Regions from separate parts of the Homo sapiens genome. Here region 1 is linked to region 2. A link is a loop called in an ENCODE intact Hi-C map of the cell type or tissue named here. Cell type or tissue: heart left ventricle. All regions are shown on one strand.

The links. Hi-C counts contacts between places; a loop is a spot of excess contacts. Peaks named below come from ENCODE experiments on the same cell type or tissue, not always from the same donor. Only the 100,000 strongest peaks of a DNase experiment are listed, where the experiment ranks them.
Region 1: a loop joins it to region 2, with 2.8 times the contacts of the local background. A loop is called at or near these places in 11 of 110 quality-filtered maps.

Annotation. Positions count from the first base shown.
Region 1 is chr9:124,109,403-124,111,902 of GRCh38, reverse strand. No RefSeq gene overlaps it. Among named protein-coding and RNA genes, the nearest start is that of LHX2, 99 kb to the right of the region's middle. In heart left ventricle, no CTCF peak of the experiment used is centred here; a DNase peak (open chromatin) is centred at 1,392.
Region 2 is chr9:123,542,945-123,545,444 of GRCh38, reverse strand. The region is part of intron 13 of DENND1A (DENN domain containing 1A); the gene reads left to right. Among named protein-coding and RNA genes, the nearest start is that of MIR7150, 59 kb to the right of the region's middle. In heart left ventricle, a CTCF peak has its summit at 1,260 (motif pointing left); no DNase peak of the experiment used is centred here.

The DNA.
Region 1 (2,500 bases), 570 kb before region 2:
GCCTTGGTTAAGTCCTTTCCCCTATCTGGGTCTTCACATGTCAGAATGGGATGATGTAACCACCTCAAGGCAGTAATAAGGTTGTAATAAAGACTAAATGAGAAAATGGGTGGAAATGGCCAAGCACCATGCTTGGCTCTTAGTAAAGGTTCTAAAAATGGATAGTGATTTTTTAGGTAGTTCCATATTTTCTGTGGGAAAAAATATAAATTCTTTAGTTTACAATTCAAGGATCTTCTAAATGGGGCCTCAGCCCCACTCTTCAGATCCATCTTGCCCACAGCAGGGGGTGGGCTCGGCAGTGAGCCCAGGGAGCAGGTGCTGTTAGACATCAATTGGGCTGCTCCCCTGGAGGAGGGGGATGGAGGCCACTGATGCCCCATAACCTGTACTGCTCCGAAAGGGCTCCAGGATGGGTGACCAGAGCCTATGGGTGGAGACCTCTCTGGCTCCATCTTAGGTGGCCTGTGTGACACCTCCTCCTCTTTCTCAGCTAGGGCTGCCACCATCTCCCCCAACCAAAGTCTTGGCCATGCTTTGAAGGCAGGCATGTGGCTGGAAGTGAACAAGACACTCAATTTTCCAGTTTCCCACTCCCAGTACTGACAGAGGCCTACAAATCAGCCCATCACTGGACTTGGCTCAATATCACTTGTGTTTGATTATTGTCCTAGAGTGATCCTGGGTGGATTCCTCACCCTGCTGAGAATGTGAGGTGGGACGACTTTGAAGATGTGTGGAGACAGCATGGAAGAAGAGCTAGATCACTAGCCAGATAATTCCAGATTCAAGTTCCAGCTCTACTGCCACGTGCACTTGGACAAGATGCTCTGTATCACCGATCTTCAGTCTCTGAATCTGCAAAATGGGTGGATTAGTCCACTTTCATGCTGCTAATAAAGACATACCAGATACTGGGTAATTTATAAAAGAAAGCGGTTTAATGGACTCACAGTTCCACATGGGTGCGGAGGCCTCACAATTATGGCGGAAGGCAAGAGAGAGCAAAGCGACGTCTTACGTGGTGGCAGGCAAAGAGAGAGAGCTTGTATAGGGGAACTCCCCTTTATAAAACCGTCAGATCTCGTGAGACTCATTCGCTATCATGAGAACAGCACGAGAAAGACCTGCCACCATGATTCAATTACCTCCCATTGGGTCCCTCCCATGACACATGGGAATTATGGGAGCTACAATTCAAGATGAGATTTGAGTGGGGACACAGCCAAACCATATCAATGGGGTAAAGGATGCCTATGTTGCAAATTCATTGGGCACACTAAATGATATGATATATGCACAGCATTGGAATGGTGCCTGGCATACAGCAGACAAGCTTGATCAGTGTCTGCCTCTACCAGCAGTTAGCACTAGCACCCAGGACAGCTCCCCGGTCCCTGCCTGGATGCTGTCCGCGGTGCTGATAAAGGATTACAATCTCTACCATTCTTCCCCGTGTCTCCAAGTTCATCGGCCTCTGTGACGTTCTCAGACGTCTCCGAGATCAAGGGGGGTGGTGTGCATGCTACTTTCACAATTTTCTCTTAGACATTTGTCAATAAGCTCAAAATACAGTTGTAGAATGAAGGCTATCCTTCCTGTGGTGGTAGATTTGTTCATTTTCCTCCTGTATATTTCATTGAATGCCCTTTGTGTTGGGTCCAAGAGACTGAGCTCAGTAAGTATAGTTATATTAAAAACAAGGACAAAACACAGTGATATTTATTGACCACTGATTGTTAACCAAGCCCTCCCATCACTCCAGTCTCATAAACCATTGTCCAGAAATCTAAGTATTGTCAACAGCACATGAAACATTCTTGCTGCCTCTTCTTCCTCTTCATTTCTGGTAATCTGTAGCAGGAAGGGATGGGATAAGCAGCAGGGTTCCTACATCTCTCAGCTCCTACCCATTACTCCAGGCAGGGAGGTGGTTAGAGCTGCCGTGATTCTCAGCACATCTTCCAGCAGGATGAGTCAGGACGCACACAGAAGAAAACGAGCATGGAACTTAGAGTTGGATTTGAATCCCAGTTGGACTTGAATTCCTGCATTTGTATCCCAGCTCTGTCACTCACTAGTTCAGTGACTTCAGCAACTTCTTTTGAGACAGAGTCTTGCTGTGTCACGCAGGCTGGAGTGCAATGGTGCGATCTCGGCTCACTGCAACCTCCGCCTCCTGGGTTCAAGCAATTCTCCTGCCTCAGCCTCCCAAGTAACTGGGATTACAGGTGCATGCCACCATGCCCAGCTAATTTTCTTGTATTTTAGTAGAGACAGGGTTTCACCGTGTTTCCCAGGCTGGTTTCAAACTCCTGAGCTCAGGCAATCCACCTGCCTCGTCCTCCCGAAATGCTAGGATCACAGGTGTGAGACATCGCGCCTGGCCAAGCCTCAGTTTTCTCACCTACACAGTGAGGTTAATAACTGTACCTCATCTATAGGGCTATCAGGAGAACCAAAGGAGGGGTTGCTCCTACAGTGTCAACAATATCCCAGT
Region 2 (2,500 bases):
GCCCCCAGCACACAGTTGATGGAGGGATGGTGGATTTGTTCTGTATAGGACATTATGATATCTGTGATGATTAGAGGATACAGTTGTGTTGATTTCATCCCCACCCTCAGTTCTTGGATATATATCTTCACTGATTTTCTGTGGGGTGCGGTTGCATTCTCTGAAATATATGACTACATGACATTCAGGCTTAGGCTACCCTTCCACAAGAAAATTGAAGCCTTCTCCAGAAGACAGTGGAATGTCATGTTTACTCATGTATCCTTGGCACAGAACCTGATACATAGAAGGTGCTCAGTAGGATGTGAATGAATGAAGTTGTCATAGTTCTTTTTTTTTTTCTTTTTGAGACGGAGTCTTGCTCTGTCGCCCAGGCTGGAGTACAGTGGCGCGATCTCAGCTCACTGCAAGCTCCACCTCCCGGGTTCACGCCATTCTCCTGCCTCAGCCTCCCAAGTAGCTAGGACTACAGGCGCCCGCCACCACGACCGGCTAATTTTTTGTGTTTTTAGTAGAGACGGGGTTTCACCGTGTTAGCCAGGATGGTCTTGATCTCCTGACCTGGTGATCCGCCCACCTTGGCTTCCCAAAGTGCTGGGATTACAGGCGTGAGCCACCACGCCTGGCACATAGTTCTTATTTATAATGTCCTTAGTTGTTTGGAAGCTATAAAACAGCTTCGTTAAATAAATCATTAAGACCTGAAGTCTTAAGGAAAAGAAAAGAACAGCATTTGTTATATGCTAGGCTCTTTATATATATTCCCCTTTTTACAGCCCCCCTGTGGAGAGCATGCACAGCCCCATTTTACTGATGAGAAACTGAGGCTAGGAAAGATTGTCACTTTTTAAGAAGTGGCAGAGACAGGATTGGCCCCTCCATCTGCCTGGTTCTGGTGACCATGCTCTTTTCTCTGACTGCACTCCACAATGGTGATTACCATGTGGTTCATATTACATGTGATTTGAGGGCATTTCAGAAGAAAACTGAGTTGGTTCCCTCTTAGGAGTCAATTTCTCTAATCTATACAAGTGTTTCTTGACAAATACAGGTTAAACTAACAACCTTTATAAACTATTTTGCAAGGGGTAATGTCAAAATTTTATATATCTTTTTTAAAACATTCCTTTAATAGATAATTTTAATTGGCTAATATTTTGTTGTTTAAATATTTGATATTTGTAGTGATAATTGGATGAAAACTTAAAACGCTGGGAAGTGTAGCCCTTCCTCCTCTTTTCCTGGGCTGACACCTAGTGGCTAGCTTTCTCACAGCAGTGTTAATCCATATTTCTTGTTGGTTGTTTTTCAGTTGATGTTAGGATTTTACAAAAGCAAATTATTGACAATCATGATAAAAGCCACATTCATATAAGGTTTATTTATTAGGGATTGTATTAACAATGGAATTTTGATTTATAGTGAATTTGAAGTCTATTATAGTCAAGCCTTGTTAGCACAACATGGAACAAGCATTTGAAATCTTACAATAGTGGTCCCCACCGCAGACCTGACCAGGGCACTGACTTGCACACACACTGACAAATAAGACCTGGTCACTGTTAAAGACAGTGAGAGGCAGAGAAGGAAAGGAAGCAGAGAGTTGCAGTAAGGGGTGGGAACTGCTATAGTAGAATGTGCAAGCTGGGAGACATTTCAGCACAGGGCTAATCACTGCAGATTGGGTGCTGCGGGGAAGCTTCCCAGGGACGGATGTGTCTGGAATAAGGCCTTACCGGAGGAATAGGAGCTCCCCAGGAGCAGGGGGCAGGAAGTAGCACATGCAGAGGCAAGCGGCCTTGACAGCATGTGGCACGGTCGGGTACTGTGAGTGCCCCTGTGGCTGGAGCAGGGACAGAAGGAGCGTGGCTGAGGACGAAGCAGAGGAGTGGTCAGTTTCCAGGCCATAAGAGACTGTGTTGGCCTCTACAGGATTCAGCACTAATGTCATAAGCCAGCATTTCCAGAACCCTGTTCCTTGAACTATTAGACCCAAAGATATTGATATATTTTCTGATCCCATAGAATTTGGAATTGTTACACTTTACATCTACTGTAACTTTTTAAATACATTAACAATGTACACTACTGAAGCCCAGCTGTAGAGAAATCTGGATCACTTTGTTTAACCCAGCATTTTTCAGACCTTTTCCACAAAATACATATCAGCATTCCATGCATCTAGTACTCCTCACAGCAGTTTACGAAGCACTGCTAGAGCTAATGGCTGATGGTTAATTTTTCTTGCTCTGAGACCATGGAATTAGGATACCAGCTGGGTTCATTTTTACCCGTTCCATGACTGGGAATCTCAAAAACAGGAAAGCACATTGTTTTTCCAAAGCATTTCTTGTCTGGCCAGACAGAGGTTTGGGGCCAACAGGTGGTCCTGAGACGCAGAGCTGAGCCGCCATTCGGCTTTCCCAGCTCAGGACGGCAGGCTGCTCTACTTGGTCCTCTAGGTCCAGCAGCTTAATCAGTGTGTCAGTCAGGATCTAAG